Linked DNA regions of Homo sapiens: region 1 is linked to region 2. Evidence: chromatin contacts called from ENCODE Hi-C or POLR2A ChIA-PET data. All regions are on one chromosome and are shown on one strand. The core of a region is the stretch at or near the end of the contact, and the rest is flanking DNA. Distances in the headings are between cores, read along the strand shown. Region 1 has its middle 220 kb from the start of LINC00460. Region 2 holds the start of LINC00460 (long intergenic non-protein coding RNA 460).

Region 1 (3,424 bases), core at 484-2,983, 220 kb after region 2:
ATCATGCGCATTTTCAACTGTCCTAAATATTGCCAAATTGCTGTCCAGAGTGGCTATGACTAATACATCCCTGCCAGTTTGCCTGGGGGCTTCTGTTTCCCTAAATCCTTCCCAGCACTCAACAATGTTACTTGTTTTAATTTTTCCAGAGCTGACCAAAATATAGCTCATCCGTTTCCAGTGCAAGTAAAAGGTGAGAGGCTAGGTGGGTGTTTAGAACATTTCAGTGTATGTGGAACTATGACTGTGCAGAGACCCTGGGAGGTGGTCTGACCCAACTCTGCCACATGCGGGGGGCTCTATTTCACCACTGCTGCCTCCTTGGCACTGCTTTTTGAGGCACATTGATAATTTAGCTACTCTGTGTTAAAGATAGCGATGTAGACTGACTGATTAGCCTGATGTAAAAAAAAAAAAAAAAAAAAGCGTTTGGCAAATACAACCCTATGTGGTCCATATTTGAATATTTTTTCACAAGTCAACTGCTTGATTATATAGCTAAGAAAAACAAAGGCCAGAGATTTTACATGGCTTATCCAAGCTCTCTTCTCTTTAGGAAAATAAATTTCAGGAAGGTTGAACAATTGGCAGAGAAACACTGAAATAAAAATCAATGACATTGATGGGGCTTGGCCTCAGGGGGCCTTCCGCTGGTTTTTACCTATGGCCTGTATCTCTCAGTAGTTCCAGTTTCTGCTAATGACGTCCACTTGTAAGGAGGACAGAGCCTGGATTATAGGAGACGCTAGATACATATTGCCCAAATTGACAAATGAGTCAAAATGGGGAGCATATCAAAATCTATGTGGTGTGTGCATGTATTGAAAACATGTCCCAGAAAATCAAAATATTGTGCCTCCCAAAGAATCATACACCTACCCTCATCCTCCACTTTTTCCTCTCTTCCCTTTCCCAGGACCTATATGAGAGTATTAATTGCAGACTGACCCCAATAACGACAGAGTTTGAATAAGAAATATAGTAGTGTAGTAGGTTCACTGATTCTATGAAAAAATATGAAGCAACAAAACAGGGCACATGTGGTATAAACAGCATGGGATATGGGTGGATAGACCATTTGTTTAAAGTTTACGGCAGATATCATCACTGTAATACACAATATATCATGGGACAAGTTATATTAGGCTTTATGTAAATAGAGGCAATGATATGGGAACAATGGCTTTTAAAATTTACCAATAGGGCACAATCTAGAATATTAAGCAAAAATTAGTCCAAACTTTGGTTGTATAAAATTGAAGAGAGGTAATTTTGATAGGGATAAATGCTAAACTATTGATAAAAAAAATACAGAAATATTTTTTAGGTGAGATGTTGTGGTCTAAGGGTACTGTTTGTGAGAATAGATGGCTGCTTTCATTCAGAAAGGCAACATGGCGTTAAAGGTAGTTATTTCGTGAGGCCTAGCAGAATAGGTTACACTGAGACCAGAAAATACATTAAGTGAGTATCAGCTTAATAAGCAATGAATAGACAGAAGAAGACGCCCTGAGGAAAAGAGGTGCACTGTGAGCTTGAGAACCAGACCATACTGCAAGTCACCATCCCTCCGTGTTCTCCAAGGAAGGAGATGATGCACTTTCTTAACTCCTGTAATTTCTGTGGCTGTGACTCACTGGGCTGGTGTAAGAGAACAAGTATTTACACCGCTGTTCTCAATCAGTAGTCAAGCTTTGAAAAGGAAATAAGGAATAACTTTCCCATATTTGGAGGTAACAAGTGTAGCAAGATGGCACAATCCCTCCCTCTCAAAGGAGCTATGAGGTTTTACTAATAGTGGCTATTACTCATCCAGAGGCCAGCGCCTCTGCCAGCACAGGGTCCCCTTATACTTTACTGGAGAATTTTAGTTTTTATCATAGAGCATTGATGTGTCACATTAAAAATGTTTACAAAGCATTTTATAATCATTATTTACTGCCTTACATAGCAACCCCACGCTGCAGTTCAGTCCTGCCTTTTAAACAGCATGAACCACCTACTCACACATAGGACCCAACTCCAGAAGGCTCCTCTTGACATTTTTGGCTGAACTATCATTTAATCTGGATCAAAGTTAAATTTTAAAAGTTGCTGTGGTCAAAGAAAAAAGGATAGATAATTTAGCTTTCTTTTGTGCTTTTAGGATTACGATGATAGCAGATTTGTAAGAAAAGAAAATTCCTTTAAAATTAAAGGTCATGTCTTTGACTCTGTCAATTTCTCTTTGTTCAAAAATGAATAAGAAGATATTAAAGAAAAATATACAAGCACAAAAGGAGTCATTAAAATTTATTTTCCAAGCTATTTGTTGAATATAGTGTAGAAATGAGTCAGGAACAGGACATTTTTTACACTAAAGGGATTAAACAGAAAGACCAAAGCTAGTTTGTGCCTTTTAAATCAAATTGTTTTCAATGTCTGCAATGTAGACTGCATTTATGACTTGACATTTATTAAAAATAGCATCAGTTAATTTTTCAATTTTTAAGGAATTCAATAAAGTAATGTCTTAGTTATGCTTGAAAGTTATGTTGGAGGCTAGACCGTGGAAGAAATGTATTAGGTTAATTTAAATTTTGGTTGATATTAATTCATATCTTAAAGAAAAAACAGTTCTTGTGATTCCAGTGAACATGAGAAATAGTCTATGAAACAGAATTCTGGGAGAACTGCTACATGACTTGAGTCATTTTAAGCTAGACGGACTCAACATTCAGGAATATCCCTTGGGGAATTTCCTGAAATTGACAATGAGTAAGACACCCTAGGAGAATCCTTTTCCATTTTGGAGGTGATTTCCCATGCTCCCTGTCTTATTTTTCTGTCTTCTGATTGAAATAGAAACCCCGACATGTGTCTACCACCAAACCACCCTGAACGTGCCCAATCTCATCTGATCTCACAAGCTAAGCAGGGTCGGGCCTCGTTAGTACTTGGATGGGAAAAATTCCAGCAAGTACTCGTTTTGTTGGTGCATATGTTATGATACGTGTGCACCAGTTACACAATAAAATAGTATTTGTAAAAAAGTATAAGCAGAGAGGAGTATGCGGTTGTTACTCAAAAGTAAATTATCAAGTAGACAAGTTAATTAGCAACTGATTCAAGGAATTTTTTGGATAATATTGTATTTCATTTGAATAAGGATGCATCTTAAAATCTACTGGTATACCTCTTTTTCCAAAATTGAAGTGAAAGTAGTAATACAATATGGAGCTTTGGAATTTATTCTGAAGGATACTGTAGCTTATGAGTGGTCATGGAGCTGATTAAATAAATGTTGTTTAAGCAATTACTCCCAGAGTGAACACAGTTTCTCCCATTCGGGGCATTTCCCTTACAACTTCTATTGTATTTCTTTGAATTTTGGAAATCACAACTGGCCTTGTATGCATTGTCGTTATGGTATCTCCCAAGAGAT
Region 2 (3,625 bases), core at 585-3,084:
GATCCTCGGGCTTTTCCAAACAGGAAACCTGGGCATTCAATACTATGGATATTTTGAGGGGAGTGGCAAAATAAGGCAAAATATGTTAAAAATTTGAACTTGATCTCCATTAGAAGCATAGTAATCCTAGTTTTGAAAAACTTCAATCAAAATCATTCAGGTTTTTTAACAAGTTCTAGAAATACATTTTCTAAATGAAATATGAATTGGATGTAATACAGAAATGGCAACCACATGCCTCGTCTCTTCCCATCTGCTGTGTTTTCTGCAGCATGATGTGGTAGAAGGAAGCCTGGAAAAAGTGTCTTGGGTCATGAGTCCCCCACTCACTTGCTGTGTGGTCTTGGGCAAGTTTCATTTCTCTGAGGCTCGATGCCCTCATCTGTAAAATGAGGAGAGTGGAATGGATGATTTTTCAGTTTTTTTCTAGGTCTAAAACTCTGTGATTCTTCTGGAAGTTTTTTTGTTTGCTTGCTTTATCCTCTGCATTCTATTTCAATAGGAAAAGGGGAAGAGGAAAAGCAGAAAGAAAGAGCAAAAAAGAAAAAAATTAAAAGAGATCCAAATATTAAATAAGCCTCAATCAAGTATCAAGCACCATAGAATTAATAATCAGAAATTACTAATTTCTGATTAATAAATTACATTTATTAATCCTGATCATAAAGTAGGAAATACACAGTGTTATTGTCACCATTTCAGAGGCGTGGACTCCAAGGTTAAACGTTTGACCAAGGTTAAGTAGATGTCTTAGTCTATTTGGGGAGCTATGACAGAATACTTTGAAGTGGATGGCTCAGGAAAAACAAACTTCTTTGTCGTCATTTTGGAGGCTGGAAGTCCAGGATCAGGGTGCCAGCACAACTGGGTTCTGGTGAGGGCCCACGTTCTGGCTCATAGGTGGCCTTCTCGCTGTGTTCTACACTTCACATGGTAGACGGTGCAAGGGATCTCTCTGGGGCCCCTTTTATTCGGGCACTTATCTGGTTTTGAGGACTCTGCCCTCATGAGCCACTCACCTCCCAAAGGCCCCATCTATTAATACTATCTTATTGGCTATTAGGTCTTAGCATACGAATTTGGGTGGGGGACATAAACATTCGTTCTATAGCAGTAGTCAAGGTGATAATTTAACATAAATCGGGGTGACTTCAGAATGCGTCTTCTTTCCCACGCTCAGTCTTTCTACAATGCCACACTGTCTCCGGAAAGGGGTAGAAAAAAAAAGAGGAATAAAGTTAGACAGTGGGAGTGGAGAGGGAAGAAGAGACGTTGAGAGATCAGGGGAGACACATGTGACACGGACTACTCACAGTGATTCCAGCAATTGCTACACAGACGCCTCCCACACAATGGTCGTAACCTTCGTTCTCATCCACTGCGTGGGAAAGCTGCAACATGCTCCCCGCTGGCAATGGTGGTTCATCCAGGGTGACTCTTAGCCGAGAAGTGTGCATGCTGGGTCCAGCAGCGTCCACCAGGGGCACATGCGGAGTTTCATAACAATGTCTGGGTACCTCCGATGTCCTGGCTGGAGAAGGTTTAGAGACATAGCAAGGGAGACAGATGGATTAGGGAAGTGGGGAAGGACCAGACAGGTCTTTATTTCCCTACTCCTCTCCGTTATGTGTCTCTAAAATTAACACTGCAAGAACTATGCTAAGAAGCAAGCTTTTATGTTATAAGAATTAGAGCCACCAAATCAACCCTGTGCACATGGCACTTCCGTCACCTCATGCTGTGACCTCTCATAGGTCTCGGTCCCCCAGGTTTGAGGAGATGAGTCCCCCTGGCTGAGGCATTTCTAACAGGGCTGGAGGATTTCTGCAGGAAGTGGTTACCGGTGAGTCAGGATCTGGCGTTCATCCCTCTGAGTCAATAATGAGCCGATTTCTCAGTGGGTTAGGAACAAGTGGAGATGGAGTCTTAAATAAGTGGCAAACCTACCGCGAGCTCTCCCGGCACCTTCTCTCCGGGCAAGGAGGTTAATGCCAACGTGTTTCCTCAGTCCCAATTTGGGTCATTATATTTTTAATTATCTCTGAATTATCCCTATAGATTCAACAGGATACATTATCTTCCATTTCCTACCTTTAACTTGAAAGCACTGATGTGCTGCTTAGGCTGGTGACTGTTGAACAAAGCAACTTCTCCAAACCTTGCCTACCCTCTTCTCCACTCTCGCCCGCAATTCCCTCACCTTTTCTCCTGACGTCCCTCTCTTGAGTCCTAAATAACGGCCTTAAAGAAAAGCAAATGCAGCCGGGCACAGGGGCTCATATTTGTAATCCCAGCACTTTGGGAGACGGAGGTGGGTGGATCACTTGAGGCCAGGAGTTCGAGACCAGCCTGGCTAACATGGCTAAACCCCTCTCTACAAAAATTAGCCGGGTTTGGTGGCTCATGCCTGTTATTCCAGCTACTCAGGAGACTGAGACAGGAGAATCGCTTGAACCTGGGAGGCAGAGGTTGCACTGAGCTGAGATCGGGCCACCGCACTCCAGCCTGATTGACAGAGTGAGACCCCATCTGAAAAAGCAAAAAAGGAAAGGCAAATATGGCTGGGCGCGGTGGCTCACGCTTGGAATCCCAGCACTTTGGGAAGCCGAGGCGGGCGGATCACGAGGTCAGGAGATCGAGACCATCCTGGCCAACACGGTGAAACCCTGTCTCTACTAAAAATACAAAAAATTAGTCAGGTGTGGTAGCGGGCGCCTGTAGTCCCAGCTGCTCGGGAGGCCGAGGCAGGAGAATGGCGTGAACCCGGGAGGCGGAGCTTGCAGTGAGCCGAGATCGCGCCACTGCTCTCCAGGCTGGGTGAAAGAGCGAGACTCCATCTCAAAAAAAAAAAGAAAGGCACATGGCGGGTGTTGGTCTCCCTAATGAATTCATTTGCCTTTTGTTGGTTCCTGAAGACAGAGAGAGAGAGACAGAGGCCACACAGAGAAAACTGGGAAGGGCGAAGGCTGCGTGTCCCCTGCTCAACCTCCCTGCGTCCGGAGGGAGCGGAATCGGGAATCTCTTAGCGAAAGGCAGGACCCGCAGGACTGGCTCACAGGGCTGGGGCTGGAGGGGACTTGGTGAATGACTGCTCTCTGAATTCCCTCCCTGCTTGAACTCGGGCCCTCCTCTCCTCTTCGCGTCTCCCAGGGAAAGCAGTACCCCGTGGAAAGGGAGAGCGCCTCTGCTATGCGCGCACAGGGACTCACCGAGGCACATAGCGTCCTGGCATGGAGAGGCGAGCGCTGGGGTCCGGCCTGCTGGAAAGGAAGAAGAATGGAGAAGAAGGAGGAAAGTCCAAGGAGAAGCCTCACCCGCATAGCTCATTTTGGGAAAGCTGGCCTGCCCTGCCACAAAGAGGTGCTGGGGAAGTGTGTCAGCTGAGGGGCCCTTAGGGAGACCTCTGGTCCCCGAATGAGCCTCTCAGCCGACTCCTCCTTAGCTTGTTGCTGATCCTGTCCCAGGATTAACATAGACCAGGGTCTCTCAACCTCAGTGCAATGGACATTCTGGGCCAGGTAATGCTGTGCCGTGCGGGCTGCCCCGGGCACTGTGCGAGGCACAGCGGCACCCTGGCTCTACCCGGGAGATGTCATGAGCACCGCTTCTCCCACAGTGACAACCA

The links. Hi-C counts contacts between places; a loop is a spot of excess contacts on that map. ChIA-PET counts read pairs that join two places held with the same protein, here RNA polymerase II (POLR2A). Pooled maps may share reads with other maps.
Region 1: a map of PC-9 shows a loop between it and region 2 (2.1-fold over the local background). The contact joins the enhancer-like site here to the promoter of LINC00460 in region 2. A Hi-C loop is called at or near these places in 5 of 168 maps with a recorded cell type or tissue (Caco-2, MCF 10A, PC-3 and 2 more) and 1 of 50 pooled maps. POLR2A ChIA-PET finds 5 or more read pairs at or near these places in 1 of 52 experiments (AG04449).

What each region holds. Positions count from the first base shown.
Region 1 is chr13:106,154,925-106,158,348 of GRCh38, reverse strand. It overlaps the pseudogene RNA5SP38. Among named protein-coding and RNA genes, the nearest start is that of LINC00460, 220 kb to the left of the region's middle. Within about 2 kb of position 1,733, at least 5 of the 41 ENCODE cell types and tissues checked have a DNase peak (open chromatin) inside an H3K27ac peak, as active enhancers do; they include PC-3, PC-9 and endothelial cell of umbilical vein, where a contact is called at or near this core.
Region 2 is chr13:106,374,773-106,378,397 of GRCh38, reverse strand. It overlaps LINC00460 (long intergenic non-protein coding RNA 460), which reads right to left and starts at 1,834. Exons shown (of 3, transcript NR_163477.1): 1 at 1,733-1,834; 2 at 1,314-1,531; 3 at 1-490. RefSeq lists an enhancer at 1,097-2,296.